Regions from separate parts of the Homo sapiens genome. Here region 2 is linked to region 1. Evidence: chromatin contacts called from ENCODE Hi-C data. All regions are on one chromosome and are shown on one strand. The core of a region is the stretch at or near the end of the contact, and the rest is flanking DNA. Distances in the headings are between cores, read along the strand shown. Region 1 has its middle 9.0 kb from the start of TEX48. Region 2 overlaps ASTN2 (astrotactin 2).

Region 1 (3,896 bases), core at 694-3,193:
TTTATGTTCCTTTGGGTATATACCCAGTGATGGGATTGCTGGGTTGAATGGTAGTTCTGTTTTTAGTTCTTTGAGGAATCACCACACTTTTCCATGATGGTTGAACGAATTTATTTCATTCCACCTTTGTTTTTGAACAAGAGCTCTAATCAATCAGAGATCTTGGGACATTTCCTAGGTGAAGACATTAGTGAAATATTTTCCTGCAGTGTGGGGCCCAGTCCCCTGATGAGAAGTGGGGAAATTTAAGGCCAAACATGGACATGACATTCTATAGCACTGGTTCACATCATGAAGGAATGACTCCCTTTTTAGTCCTTTCAATTACCTAAATTTAGCTGGATGCTACCCCCTCAGTAATGCCTCCAAACAGTTGCTGACCTCCCTCACAATAAAAAGAGAACAGCAGGCAGGCTCTGAGTCTTTGGCAGGTGATGGCATCAGGCTAGAAGTTAAGCTCATTGTTTTGTTTTTGTTATGTTTATTTTTGTGTTGATCTTTTCTATTTATGGTAGTGGTATGTACCTTTGTTTTAATGTAAAAGAATAATATGGTTTAAAGAAAAATATTAAGGAAATAAGAGTAGAGGTAATAGAGTCACAGTGATATGTGAATAAATGGGGTTTAGAAAACCTCTTTTGAGATACATCCTTGTGTTAGGGTTCTCCAAAAAACGGAACCACTAGGATCCTGCTTTCCTCTCTCTTTCTCTCTCTCTCCGTGTCTCTCTTGGTGTCTCTCTCTCGGTGTCTCTCTCTCGGTGTCTCTCTCTCTCTCGGTGTCTCTCTCTCTCTGTCTCTCTCTTTCAGTGTCTCTGTCTGTCTGTGTCTCTGTCTCTCTGTCTGTCTGTCTCTCTGTCTCTGTCTCTCTGTTTCTCTGTCTCTCTGTCTCTCTCTGTTTCTCTTTCTCTCTGTCTGTCTCTCTCTGTCTCTCTCCGTCTCTCTCTGTCTCTCTCCGTCTCTCTCCCTCCCTCTCCCTCCCCCTCCCTCCCCTCCCTCCCTCTTTCAGTCTCTCTCTCTCGACCTCTCTCTCTTTCTGTCTCCATCTATATGTATGTCTTATCATCTACAAGCTGGAAAGCCAATGGTGTACAATCCCGCGTTGAGTCCGAAGGCCTGAGGACTGTAAGTGCTGAGGGCAGGTGAAGGTGGATGTCCAAGTTAAGGCAGTCAGGCAGGGAGAAGTTGACTCCTCCCTTCCTCTGCCTTTTTGTTCTGTTCAGGCCTCCAACAGATTGGATGCTGCCCACCCCCATTGAGGAGGGCAAACCAGTTTACTTAGTCCACTGATTCAAAGGCTGATCTGTTCCAGACATACCCAGAAATAATGTTTAACCAGATAGCTGAACATTTCATGATCCTGTCAAGTTGACTTATACAATTAACTATCACAGCCATTGTATCCATGACCTATATACTAAAAGTTATGGGATGGTTTTTTGTTTCCCTCCTAAGAAGCTGTGGGAGGGCATCATTGTGGATGTAAACTCGTCACTTGTCCATGGTTTCTGAGCTGGAAATTTGGTTTATTCTTTCAAACTACTTCAGATTCTTGATTTCCAAGAATCCTAGCACCTAAGCTCTCTTCAAAGCCCCAAGGTGATTGTCACAAACAAAACCCTTCTGTGGCTCATACATAATTGATACTTATAAACCTTTTGGAAAAAAAATCATCCTCTGTAATGTAATTTCCCATTCTAAAAATAGGCTTGACTTTTGGATTTCTGCTTAATAAAAATATATTTTTCGATTACACTGGAGACAGAGAAAAAAATTTCCAGTATCAGTTTGAGGCTTGTGAGAAAATGGAGAGAAGACAAGTTTCACTGCTCTTGTTGAAGGCTTTGTATTAAAATTTTGCCACAGTGGCTGAGTTCTGAGTGTGGTGGGGCTGGGGAGGAAGGAAGAGTGAACACTGTCACCAGTCATTTAAGATGTCATTTATTACTCAGATCTGACCCCAAATGCGAAGGCTGCAGCAGGGAGATGAAGCTGGCATCGCTGTACACGTTTGTGGTTAAGGAGCGCATCTCTGAAATTCTATGGTTTCTCTGAGTAATCACTGAATCATCTCTTTATTACAGTGAAACTTCACAGTGCCATTATTTGCTGTGGAGCGAAGCTAGAGAGCATCACTCTGAGGCTTCTTGGGCAGCATTGGAAAGGGCTTAGGTTCCGAAGAGGTGGTGCCCGTCCCTTTCTAAGGCTCTCTCCCCCAATAGATGGCCCAAGGAACAGTGTTACAGTGCAGGTCATCTCTCAGGAGCACTTGGTGGGCATTCCTCTTGGTGCTGTGTTTTGTGCTTCCCTTTTGGAAGAGAAGGAGGAAGGAGCCGCCGCAGTGTAGGGCAGCATGTGATTCAGAGTCAATATGGCTTCCCTTTCCTTCCACACATGCTTTCTTGTCACCAAGTCATCTGGAATGTCCATGGCCAAACATACTACCCACCCCTAGTTGGATTCAGACTTCTGCCTTTCCCATGCAGGGCAAATCACTTTCCTTCTCTGAGTCTCATTTGCTCATCTTTAAAATGACACCCACAATTCCCACCTTGCTCAGGGCAAAAAGAGCTGGCATGTATGAAGTTACATTTTGAACTGCATGGTGTGCTGTATCTTGGAAAGACTTCTGTGCCTTCCCCGATGACACACTGTGCTGTCTTTCGGTAGCCACCCACCTCTCTATGCTTTTGTGCTCATGAAGCTCAAAAGCTTCTTCATGATGATTCTATACTGAGCCTTATAACTGATTTCAAGACAGTGTGCTAATTTTCAGAGATATGGAAGAAATTTTTTTTTTCTTTTGTTTGTTTTGAGACAGGGTATTGCTCAGTTGCCTAGGCTGAAGTGCAGTGGCACTATTATGGCTCACTGCAGTCTCTTCTTCCCTGGCTCAAGTGGTCCTCCCACCTCAGCCTCCTGGGTAGCTGGAACTAAAGGCATGCACCAGCACACTGGGCTAATTTTTTCTATTTTTTGTAGAGGTGGAGTCTCACTATGGTGCCTAGGCTGGTCTCTAACTCTGGGACTCAAGCAATTCTCCCACCTCAGCCTCCCAAAGTGCTGGGATTATAGGCTTGAGCTGCTGCGCTTGGCCAGAGGAGATTATTTCTTAAGATTGTTCTGATGAAACCCTAAAAAGTGAAATCAACATTCTCAGAAACCAATAAAATAAGACAAATCTTCTGGCTTTGGCAGGGATGTGGGAAACTTACAGGAAAAATTATGGGTTTGCCAATGAAAATCATCTAGACACTGTGGGTTAAGGAATCTGTGGGACCACCTTGCCCAAATATATGCAGGAATCATTTTATTGATTGATTGATTGATTGATTTTTGAGCCTGAGTCTCCTGTCGCCCAGACTGAAGCTCAGTGATGTTATCTTGGCTCACTGCAACCTCCACCCTTGGGGTTCAAGTGATTCTACTGCCTCAGCCTCCTGAGTAGCTGGGATTACAGGTGCCTGCCACCACGTCTGGCTACTTTTTGTATTTTTAGTAGAGACAGGGTTTCACCATGTTGTTCAGGCTGGTCTCAAACTCCTGACCTCAAGAGATCCGCCCGTTCGGCCTCCCAAACTGCTGGGATTACAGGCGTTAGCCACTGTGCCTGACTGGCAGAAATCATTTTAAGGAAAGTAAGCATAATAGTAACATTTGTGACATTAACTATGTGTAAGACACTGTGCCAAGTGCTTTGCTGTGGAGACAACTATCTAAGATGAAATCCCAGCTCACCGTATGTTAGCTGTGTGACCTTAGATGACTTATGTGGCTTCTCTGAGCTTCAGTGTCCATGCCTGTAAGTGGCATGGTAATGCCTAATGGCTTTTTGAGGATGCATTGAAACATTGAACTCAAAGTTTTAAGCACAGAGTAAACACTCAATACCTAATG
Region 2 (3,896 bases), core at 434-2,933, 2.3 Mb after region 1:
TTGCAGTAAGTGTCCTTGGCTGGGACAAAACAAATCCTTCCTTGGAATTTTATACAACATATGGAGGAAGATAGATTCTTTCTGTTTCCTTTATGTTAAAGATGTAAGAATGTGTCTCTACAGCTCCTGGTGCCCATGCCCCATACCTATGGAAGACACAGAAACAATGTGGTCAAGACAGAGATGGGAACTGAGATAAGACAGAAAGAGATAGAGAGAACTAGGCCATATGTGATGGCTCACGCCTGTAGCCCCAGCACTTTGGGAGGCTGAGGTGGGTGGATCACCTGAGGTCTGGAGTTTGAGACCACCCTGACCAACATGGAGAAACCCTGTCTCTACTAAAAATACAAAATTAGCTTGGCATGGTGGCGCACGCCTGTAATCCCAGCTACTTGGGAGGCTGAGGCAGGAGAACAGCTTGAACCTGGGAGGCAGAGGTTGCAGTGAGCCAAGATCACGCCACTGCACTCCAGCCTGGGCAACAAGAGTGAAACTCTGTCTCAAAAAAAAAAAAAAAAAAAAAAAAAAAAAAGATCTGTGGTTGTAGATACTGCCATGTATGAGCCCATCTCTCACACAGCATCATCACCAATCATGTGGAACAGTTGGTTCCCATTTATAGTTAAGTCAGTTAGGTTTGGTTTTGGCATAGACTGTGAATAGAGTCTACAAAGATAAAGGAGAGGGAAGGTATGATCAGTAGAACAAGGTCCTTCAATAAACTGAAGTGCATGAGATCAGGGTCAGGCAGAGAGATTTCCCTTAGATAGGAAGCAAGCCACACTCTAGAGATGAGTAGGAGAGGGTGGTATTGGTATTTGGTGGCAGAAGCTATGGGAGGCACCATGGTTAAGATCAGTAGGGGATCTGTAAGCATGCAATCACCAGCAAGTTATCTATGATCTCACTTTTCTCTCTTCCACTCAAGGTAACATTCCCCAAACACAAGTGGGAGATGTTATTTTACTTCTAAGGTCATATCCATTGCATTTTAAAAAATCCCTCCAAAAGACAAAATATTTTGAAACTTGAGTAATTAGACTATTATTAGCACTACATTTCTGACAACTTACCTAACCCCATAGTTTCAAATACTAAAAATCAGAGTAACTTGAGTAATGTGACTATTTTTGTTGTTACATTTCTTGGGACTTACCCAATAACTCATGTGGTCAAAGCCTGTGGGTTGTGCCACTATAGCTGAGAGCAACTGTATTGACTAAAATCACAATAATATGTAAGCTTTTCCATTACTTGATTATAACTGCATTACTGTATTTGTAACTGCCTTTTAGTTTATTCTTAATGCTAGTGAGCACTTGACATGATTTGAGAGTTGCAGAAAATAGCCCAACCACCACCACGACTTTATGAATAGTAATGCATGGGGTATGTCTGACTACTTACTCTAGACCTACCATAGACATGACTAATCAATTCTGGCATTCATTCCTATTGGGCTCGCATGCAGCCACAGAATCCTTCTCGGCCTTATGCTCCAGAGAGTATAAGGCTGGCCTCAAAGATGCAATGCATTTGCTATTGTTGATTGGCTTAGAAGCTCTTGGGGTTCATTCCTGTTCATTTCCTGGTGAAGAAGAAATGGCCTCCAGGATCTGGCAAGAATAAGGGCCCTGGAGCAGCCTTGAGCATCTGGCTCTCAATTTCCGCATTCTTTCTCTCCCTTTAAGAAGAGGTGAGATGTGATGAGAGGCACAGGCTGTGAGGCCTCAGGCTTTTATCTCTGGCAATGACATGGGCAGCGTGACATGCAGGGTAATGAATTGCCGTCTTTGCAGAAATGAATAAGTTGTGGTCAGTGATGAAATGATCAATTTGCTCCATCATGTTAAGCTGCCCATTCATCATCCACACCTGCTGTCAGGAGCCCAGGGCCGCTGATATTGGCCTCAAGCCTCTTCCTCAGCTAGCCGAGCAATCGCCGTTGGAGCTGCCTCCAAGCTCAAGGCTGCCTTTGATTACAGCCTTTGAGGAGGGGCCCAATTACTTACTGCTCAGCCACCGGTGACTCTGAAAACAAGGGACATTTGTGCTGACCTGGGCTGTTGACATGTAGCCTAACAAAATGTGAAAGACCCTCTGACAGGGATCCAGGTGGCCCGTCTTATTGTCCCACAGTGCGACCTTGGGCCAGGCCATGTCATTTCTGTTCCTTAGCTTCTCTATTATAAAAGGAAGGGGTGGAGGAGACTCCCAGTTCTCCATCTCCGACCCAATAGATCTGCAAATGTCTGCTATGGAAAGGACAGTTTGTGATTTTAACTCCCCCACCCACTGAGGCAAATAACAGCATTTATTAGCTGAGATTGTTTGGCAGCAGTGAATCATTCTTTGGCTTAACTGAAAATAAGGTGTAATTATCACATTTTACTGATAAGGAAACTGAGGCCTAACAAGGTTAAGTGGGGTGCCCAAAGCCACAAAGAGAGGTTGTGTTATAGTTACAATTGAATCTGTATCTGTTTGACTTCTAAACCCTTGCTTTTCCCACTGCAAATTGTTTTGGCTAGAGAGCAGGCTATTAAGACATTCTAGCCAAGCCAATTTCCTGAGAGTTCTGCAGGTACCAGGTGTTGCTGGAGCCCAGCATCTGCTCAGAGGAAGGCAGAGAGACCCAGAGGAACCCAGAATGAGACACTCATTTTTGCATCCTCAGTTTCCAAGTTAATTTTCTAGCTCCTGGTTAGGACCCGAATTACAGAGACCAGGCAGCTGTCCAACAAGAATGCTGACAGGTTTCATTGTCCTCTAGGGTAGCTGCTGCCTAAAGAATATTTGATTTTTTGTTTTTTTAACAACAACAAAAAAGATGGGTTCCCTGTATTGAGCATCTCCTGAGTGCAAAGCCCTGCACTATGTGCTCAACACTTGATCCTTGATGGTTTAAAGCCTCAACAGTGTGATCAGGTTAGTTGCTCACATTCTTGGATAGAAAAACTGAAACTTAGAGCAGATAAGAGACTTGTCCAAGGTCATTTAGCTCATTAGTGGCAGAGCTGTAGCTCAATCTGTATCCATCAGTCATCTGTCCATCAAGTCCAGTGGAGTAGAAGGGGTCACACAATGGGCTCAGAGACAGAGAACCTTGTGCTAGTTCACACCCTTGACCTGTCCATGTATGTATGGACATGTAAGCTTGGGCGGGTTACACAGGGCTTGGTTTTCTTATCTTTTTTTAAGGGCTTGGTGTTATTTTTAAAATAGCAGAGATTCTAATAACAGCAGCTACCTGTTATTCAACTCTTATTATGAGCTGGCATTCAGGTGTTTCATTTTATTTCATTTCTGAAAACAATCCCATGATATAGCATCATTATCCCTATTATATATATCCAACAACTGAGACTAGAAAGGGAATATAACTTACTCCAGGCCACAATGTTAGTGAATGGCAGAGCTAGGATTCTCTGACCTCGAAGTCAAAGTTCTCAGCTACTTAGTTATACAGGAGAAATGTTTCTTAATATTGAATGTGCAACTAAATCACCTGGGGATCCTGTTAAAATGCAGATTCTAATTTAGTTTGTCTAGATTGGGGCCTGATAATCTACATTTCAAATAAGCAAGGGATGCCAATGCTGCTGGTCCAAGGACCACACTTTGAGCAGCAATGCCCTGGAATCTAGTTAAAGCTTGACAAACTTTTTCTGCAAAGAGCCAGATGGTAAATATTTCAGGCTTACTGGGCCATAAGTAACTACTATTACTTTGTTGCAACTACTTAGCTTTGCCATTACTGCAAGGTATCAGTCATTGATAATACGTAAACAAATGGATGTAACTATGTTCCAATAAAACTTTATTTATTAAAAAAAAACAGGTGATGGGCCAAATTGGCTCATGGGATATAGTTGGCAAACATCTGAGAGAGT

Evidence for each region. Hi-C counts contacts between places; a loop is a spot of excess contacts on that map. Pooled maps may share reads with other maps.
Region 2: a map with no recorded cell type shows a loop between it and region 1 (4-fold over the local background). The contact joins two enhancer-like sites. A Hi-C loop is called at or near these places in 4 of 37 single-sample maps with no recorded cell type and 3 of 50 pooled maps.

The regions. Positions count from the first base shown.
Region 1 is chr9:114,689,213-114,693,108 of GRCh38, forward strand. No RefSeq gene overlaps it. Among named protein-coding and RNA genes, the nearest start is that of TEX48, 9.0 kb to the left of the region's middle. RefSeq lists an enhancer at 1,360-2,559 and a silencer at 2,033-2,082. Within about 2 kb of position 1,944, at least 5 of the 41 ENCODE cell types and tissues checked have a DNase peak (open chromatin) inside an H3K27ac peak, as active enhancers do.
Region 2 is chr9:116,950,833-116,954,728 of GRCh38, forward strand. All of the region lies in intron 10 of ASTN2 (astrotactin 2), which reads right to left. Among named protein-coding and RNA genes, the nearest start is that of SNORA70C, 230 kb to the right of the region's middle. Within about 2 kb of position 1,684, at least 3 of the 41 ENCODE cell types and tissues checked have a DNase peak (open chromatin) inside an H3K27ac peak, as active enhancers do.